Regions from separate parts of the Homo sapiens genome. Here region 2 is linked to region 1. A link is a contact called in ENCODE Hi-C or POLR2A ChIA-PET data. All regions are on one chromosome and are shown on one strand. The core of a region is the stretch at or near the end of the contact, and the rest is flanking DNA. Distances in the headings are between cores, read along the strand shown. Region 1 holds the start of DNAJC5 (DnaJ heat shock protein family (Hsp40) member C5). Region 2 holds the start of PCMTD2 (protein-L-isoaspartate (D-aspartate) O-methyltransferase domain containing 2).

The links. A loop is a pair of places that touch in the nucleus more often than their neighbours do. ChIA-PET counts read pairs that join two places held with the same protein, here RNA polymerase II (POLR2A). Pooled maps may share reads with other maps.
Region 2: a loop to region 1 is called in a map with no recorded cell type, with 7 times the contacts of the local background. The contact joins the promoter of PCMTD2 here to the promoter of DNAJC5 in region 1. A Hi-C loop is called at or near these places in 1 of 37 single-sample maps with no recorded cell type and 4 of 50 pooled maps. POLR2A ChIA-PET finds 5 or more read pairs at or near these places in 1 of 52 experiments (GM12878).

The regions. Positions count from the first base shown.
Region 1 is chr20:63,893,132-63,896,749 of GRCh38, forward strand. It overlaps DNAJC5 (DnaJ heat shock protein family (Hsp40) member C5), which reads left to right and starts at 1,995. Exons shown (of 5, transcript NM_025219.3): 1 at 1,995-2,192. RefSeq lists enhancers at 1,208-1,377, 1,310-1,837, a cis regulatory region at 1,293 and a silencer at 1,837-2,076.
Region 2 is chr20:64,253,391-64,257,046 of GRCh38, forward strand. It overlaps PCMTD2 (protein-L-isoaspartate (D-aspartate) O-methyltransferase domain containing 2), which reads left to right and starts at 2,358. Exons shown (of 6, transcript NM_018257.3): 1 at 2,358-2,480.

The DNA of each region.
Region 1 (3,618 bases), core at 745-3,244:
TGCCACCACGCCCAGCTAATTTTTGTATTTTTAGTAGAGACAGGGTTTTGCCATGTTGGCCAGGCTGGTCTTGAACGCCTGACCTCAGGTGATCCGCCCACCCCGGCCTCCCAAAGTGCTGGGATTACAGGTGTGAGCCACTGTGCCCGGGCGTACCTTCCTGTCTTATTTTCTCCAAGCAGGCTGGAATGTTCATGGATAGATATATGTGTGATAATATACTTTTTACATATCATGCATCGTGCTCATTTTAGTTTCAGGAGTTCTTTGCTCCTGTGTAGCCTTTCTACACATTATCTTTCTTTTTTTCTTCTTTTTAAATAAGAGATGGGGTCTTGCTCTGTCACCCAGGCAGGAATGCAGTGGCACAATCATGGCTCACTACAGCCTTGACTTCCCACCCGATCCAGCCTCCTGAGTAGCTGGGACTACAGGGGCATGCATGCCACTGTGGCCGGGCCAATTAAAAAAATTTTTTTTTATAGAGATGGTGGTCTCACTATGTTGTCCAGGCAGGTCTCAAACTCCTGGGCTCCAGTGATCTTCCTGCCTTGGTCTACCAAAGTGCTGAGATTCCAGGCGTGAGCCATGGGTCCCGTTGTATACATTTCAGTAACTATATTATTCCATTTGAGTGCTCACTTGTGCAGTTGGGCAGGTTTCCATTCTCGCTATTAAAAATAGTGCCTTCATGAATATTTCAGTGCATATACCTTTTTCTGTATTTAGGAATATTTTCTTTGGAAGAATGTCCCTAAAGTGGAACTGCTAGGTCTCAGAGGGACTCACTTAAGGCTGGTTCATTCATTCTTGCAGCTCCCAGCACAAGTGGAATATAGCTTCAATCTGAGATCGGTACCAGGCCCATTTCATTCTCTCATCCCTCCAATTCTGGCCTGAAATATTTCATTCTCTTGGAATCTATAGTTGTAGATATGAACCTGGCCTTTCTGCTTCTTGGGTTCCATAGGCCTTTTCTTGCTGCCTGCTTGATGTTGCGCAGCTTAATGACTGCTAGGAGGCTTCCCAAGCTCTGACACTTCCAGGCTGTGAGACTGGAACAAGCTTGGCAATTCAAGACCGGCATTATGGCAGTGAGTTATGAGGGCAGAGGAAGGAGGCCAGAGCGTGTTGAGAGAGAATTTGGGTTTCACGCAGTGTGTCACGGGAAGCCTTGGATGCTACTGGGTTTGTTTTAAAAAGATGACCGCACTGAACTCAGGTAAACGGGCAAGGGTGGAAGCGAGGAGGCAGGAGCACCGGCCGCAGAGGTCTGGGAGCTTCTAGGATGGGAAGTGGCCCAGGCAGCCTACGCGGGGCAGGCCGTCAGTGAGTGGCGGAGCGCCTGCAGTTACAGGGACAGGGAAGGGTGGCCGACGGGATGGGCAAGGGCAGAGGGAGGTGGAGTGGACGTTCGTGGTCCTGCCTCTCCACGCTGCTGTTTGGAGATGATTCCGGGAGGGTGGGAGGGCGCTGGCGACGGCATTTCAGTGGTTGGACAGGAAGGAAGGAAGGACGTCCCATCTCGGCGCTCCAGGGTTGAGCAAATGTCAGTCCCAGGACGGTGGCTCCGGGTGGGGGCGGGGGCGACGGTCCGCAGCCGTCTCCCACCAGCTCCCTGTTCAGTTCTTTGATGAGAACGATTACGTTTTCTCAGTCTTACTTAAAGCGCTGAGTAAACTCACCTGCAAGACCAGCAAGCCCTGCGCTTCTCTTTCTGCGCGGTTCCCCGCAGCACATGGCGTGTCCACCCGGGACCCACCTGCGGCCACCTGAAGACTGGGAGGACTGGCTCCGCCCCCGCGCTTCGTCCCCGCCCACTCATGGGCGGAGCCTCCACAGGGCGCCTCGGCCCCGGGCTGTCACTCGGGACTCCGCCCCTTCATGGACGGAGCCTCCGCTCGGCTCTCTGAGCGCATGCGCAGCCGGTCCCACCCGCGGCTCCGACACGCCGGAGCCCACGTCCTTCCGGGAGCGCGCGCGCCGGTGCGGGTGCGTGCGTGAGCGTGCTCGTCTCCGCTGCCGCTGCCGCTGCCGCTGCCGGTGCCGCACCCGCGCCCTCTGCCGCCGCCGCCGCCGCCGCCCGGGGTCTCCAGGCTGAGGAGTGCGTCGGCCGCTGCCCAGCAGCGCCGCGAATCGGGGAGCGGAGCCGCGGAGCCGGCGGGAGGGCGGGCGGGCGGGCGGACGGGCAGGTGAGCTCGCTGCGGGTCGGGCGGGCGGATCGGCCCACGTCAGGCCCGGGCAGGCGGGCGGGCGGGCGCGGGTGGGGGGCGGGGGCGGCACTCCAGAGCCGGAAATGGCGGCGACCCCCGGGCCGGGGCTGCGCGGGCGCTCGGGGCCGGAGCTGCTGCGACGCCGCGGCCTGGGCCGGGGCGGGGGCGCGGGAAGGTCGGCGCCGGGGCCTGCGGGAGCCGGGCCGGGCCGGGCCGGGGGTCTGAGCACCGTGGTGGGGGCTGGGGCGGCGCTCTCCGCGGGTCTCTTCGGGCCCGGACGCCCCCTCCGCTCCCCCAGGTCCCCGCGGCCGCCCCCAACCCCCCGGGGTCTCCTCTCCTGCGGGGGGACTGGAGAAGCTGGGCCATCGCTGGTCTTAGGGAGGCAGATAATTTAGTCCCTGGGTCGTTGTGTTTATAGCTCGGGGAATTGAAAATTGTTCTGTAACGCATCGTAAATTAATCTTTCCGACGTTGTAAATTCCAAAAAGCATTTGGTTTGTTAGAAAAAACCTGTTTTCTCCGCTTTATAAAAACATTTGAAGCCATGCTTTATATTGAACTCTTAAGGAGAGTATTAGGAACTCGTCCGTTCAGGTTCTAACTTGTTGGTGTTAAGTGTCTGGATTAAAGACTCTCTTTTTCGTGTGCCGAAGCCATGATTTCTCAAATTCATTCAGTTGTGTCATACAGGAAAAGGAAGCAAAAATTTCAGCTTTATTTTTGTTTTCCGGCTTAGGCTTGGTTGGGAAGATTTGATGGTGGTTAGACACGTCTGCCCTTATTTGCCTGTTTAGAAAAACCTATTCTAATGACAAAAACAGTTACATTGCTCCCACTATTGTCATGGTTACCTGAAGGCAAAAGTTTACTCAAAGCTTCTGAGATTTTATGTTCGTTTATTTGCTTCTCTTTTTAAAAAAATGTCAGCTGAGTTTCAGGAATGAGTAGTCTGTCAAACAAGAGATGAAATTAGAAGCCTGGATCTAAGGGCTTTGGGGAAGTTTCGGTTGAGTTCCCCTTTCACTTGTGTCGGTGCTGTAGGACTCGGGGTGGCTCCAGCTGGCGTCTGGCCCAGCAGAGAGCTGTAGGGGCCCGCTCTGGTTGCTGGCTGTGTGGACTCTGAGGGACACCCCTGGCGAGGGTGTTAATGAGCCTGCAGCGTCTGAGTCCACCCACCCTCAGACTGGCCCCTGACTCACTCTGCACCTGCCATATCAGCCTCCTTGCTAGTTCTGAACAGAGCCACATGCTCTGTCCTTGGATCTTCCTGGAATGCCTGGTTCCTTAACCCCCTAGCCTGGCGACTGCCTGCCTGCCTTGCCACCCAGTTCCCTTCCTCGCTTAATTTTCCCACAGCGCTGAATCCTCCTAGTGTCCTGCTTAATGCATTTATCATACTTAATAT
Region 2 (3,656 bases), core at 1,108-3,607, 360 kb after region 1:
GACCCCATGGCCTCGATCTGAGTGCCAGGCCAGCTCCTGATGTCACGGTCCACTTTTCTTCTTGGAGGTCATACTAGTACCTATTTCATGGAAATAACCCATGTAGAGTGCTCAGTATATACCCTGTGAAGGGTTATGAATGCTGATGGTAGTGGAAGCTGATGTGGAGGGGAATGGTGGAGACACCTTGGAAAACCAAGCAAGAGTCTGAAGTTGTGGCAGGCCGGGTCTCACTAACGCAGGCCTCCATTACAGCTGTCCCAGCACGGACTGAGTAGCCAGGTTAAACATTAAAAGCTGATTGAGCCAATGCCCTTATACAAAGGTTGGAATGTAACAAAGAGCCCACCAAGAGTTTTGCCTAGGCTCTTCCTGGGCCTTGAAGCATGACAAGATAACGAAGGAACTCTTAACAGGACCCTTTTTAGGATTAAACAAGTTGTATTAGGGATCTGAAGAAACTCCCCAGGCCTCCACAAACAAGTTTATGGGGGTCTAAAGGAATTCCCCATATCATTATGATTTAGCAGGAGACAAGATAAGGGTAATCACCCCAGCACCTAGACCCATTTAGATTAAGTAAACTTACTGAGGCTCCAGAAGAGGGTCTTCAGGACTCAACCTTAGTCATAGATTAAAAGAAGTTAATCACTTATGTCTGTAGATGAATGCACACTTACATGTAGACATACAGCTTAGAAGGTATACGAGCTTTGGAAAACTTTGTAATTTTGAGTTGGTATGGTGATAATTTCCAGGCCTTCTCCTTGTAACCGGTTACAGAAATAAAACCTCTCTTACTCTCCAGCTCATTTGCATCTTGTTATTGGGCCAGGAGAAGTAGTAGCCCGACCCTCAGTTGGGTCCAGGAACAAAGGGAGTGTCTGAAGACAGCAGTGATGTGATCACCTGTTTTAGGAGGACCACTCGCCAGAGCCCAGGGGAATGGTGGGAGGGGTGGGGAGAGGTGAGGGGAGCTGGGACAGGGCAAGGAGGGATGTATGGAGGACGTGTCCCCTGGCAGTAGGAAGAGAGTCAAGGATGACTCCAGGGCTTCTGTAATTTGAAACAGTCACAAATAACCACAAGCTCTCAGGTGGAAGGACACTGAGAGCCCCATGAAGGTCATGAGGTGGTGGGCCACCTCAGGTCCGTGGATCCAGGACCATGGATCAACAAGAGAAGTGAGGTCTCCCTGGGACCACATAACGTGGTGAAGGCACCGGCCTTTGGTTTTCAAACTCTGCTCCTAAGTGGAGCTCCAGGGTCTGGGGAGGAATGCCGAGTTAGGAGGGAGGCGGGAACCGGAGACCCAGGCCCACTCGTCCGCCCCAGCGACGCTGGCACTTGCACATATGAGGCGGCTTGCATGGCTGTGCTTGAAGAAAGGGTTCTGCAGCTACAGCCTATCTGCAAAGCCCCACGCGAAGTTTGGGCAATGGGCTGTGTGAACCCAGAAAATGGGAGACAGGTCTCAGTTAATTTACAAAGTTTATTTTGCCAAGGGTGAGGACGCGCCCGTGACACAGCCTCAGGAAGTCCTGACATGTGCCCAAGGTGGTCGGGGCACAGCTTGGTTTTATACATTTAGGGAGACAGGATACATCCATCGATACATGTAAGAAGCACATCGGTTCGGTCTGGAAAGACGGGACAACTTGAAGCAAAGGCAGGAAGACTCCAAGCGGGGAGGGAGCGTCCAGGCCACAGATAGGTGAGACACCAACGGTTAAATTCTTTTGAGTTTCTCATTTGCCTTTTCAAAGGAGGCAAATCAGATATGTATCTATCTAAGTGAGCAGAGGAGTGACTTTGAATGGAATGGGAAGCAGGCCTGCCCTAAGCAGTTTCCTGCTGGAGTTTTCCTTAGTGATCTTGGGGGCCCAGGATATCTTCCTTTCACAGCTGATTTCACAAAGCCGGCTGGGTAGGAGGGCCCCAGGGCCGGGTGGCCGTCCGCGTGGCAGGGCGGGGGTCCCAGGGCGGCTGTGCTTGGTGCTGGGAGGCCGCCCGAGGGCAGCGCCGGCCCCGAGTCAGCAGCCGCAGGGCACCCTGGAGATGCGGAACGCCCCCAGCCGTGGGTCAGCAAAGGCGTCTCAGGTGACCCTTAGGGAGGGCTTCTGAGGCAGCCCGTGCGGGGTCCGTCCTGGCTGAGCACTGCGCGGACGGCGCGCCCGCGAGACTCGGACCCGGCCTAGGGCTCAGCGAGCTCTCAGCGGGGCGGGCGGACGCAGGCAGCCCAGGGGAGTGGGGCCCGCCCTGCGCCGCCATCACCCCTTTAAGTGCCAGGCCCGCGGCGCATGCGCAGTCAGGCCGTTGTGCGCAGGCGCAGAGGCGGCGGCGGCGGCGGCGGCGGCGGATGTTTACGGCGGCCGAGGTTGGAGCGGCGCTGCTCGGCCGCGGACACACGAGGGACGCGCCCGAGGAGCTGCAGGTGGCAGCCCAGGCGGTCCGAACCCGTCGGCCGGCCGAGCCTGGAGGTAGAGCCGCCGCCGCCGCCGCCGCCCCTCGGTCCGGCCTGCGGCGAGCGGGTGGTGTGTCCCCTCGGCCCCTTCCCTCCTCCTTCCCCACCCCCGGCACCCCTGCGCCCGGAGCTCTCCTCTGGGGGCGTCGCTCCTCCCCACCTCGGGCACCCTCACCTCCCCCCAGCGGCCTCCAGGGCGTCCCGCGTTTCTCTCTCCGAGCGCTCGCGGTTTCCCGTCGGTCTCTCCCGGTGCCCGTTGCTCACTCACACTCTTGGGTCTGGTTAGTCCAGACCTGCAGCTTGTCTTTGACTTCCCAAGTGGGAAACGTTTGCAGTTCCAAGGCAAGCCAAGAGCTAAGGTTTAGAACAAAGTCTGCCTTGGACCCTTTCAGAAGATGACAGGATTTTTTAAAAAAATAATTGCGCCCCCCCGCCCCGTGCCTTGGAGATAGTAAGAATTGGAGCAGAGCACTGGGACTTCAATTCACGCATGGAAAGAGATCTTTGTTAGTTGGAGGAAGGAGAACTTGCCTGAGCTTCGGGCCTTTGTTTTGTTTTTGTGAGAGGGACGTGTCTCCTAAATGAATGTTTGCTCCAGCGTTGCACCTCAAATAAGTCACCTAAATATCCACGCCCTCTTTATCCACCCCCTCTTTACTCGTGTGACTAGAATAGTTTTCATTTTTCTTCTCAAGGGAATGGCTAAACAGCTCCTATCTGGGCGTTTGATAGACTGTCATTCAAGAATGAGTGAAGTTGAGGTGCCTATAAGCAACTCAGAAATTGTTGTGGCCACGCTTGGGGGAAATAGAGCCCTACACTCAGGTGATGAGAGGAGACCTCAGAGGTGACCGATCCAGGGCCTTGCTCCCTGCGCCACCCCAGCTCGTACCTCCAGTGGAACTTGGCTGGGCTTATCAAGAGCTCCTTTCATTCATTGCAACTTCATTTGTTAGAAAGCTTCTCTGTGTATTTAGTAGGCATTGTCTCCAACATGTACCACTGGTCTGGCTTTTGTTAGGCCCATTAATAGTGTACATGTGACAGCCTTTCAAGTATAGGTGCTCCCCGGCTTACGGTGGGGTCGCATCCCAGTAAACACATCGTTAAACCTGAAGTCGAACCATCCGAAGTCGGAGACCATCTGTATTTGAAAAAAGTCCCTTTGCATTGCTTGTAAGAGTTCTGGTTT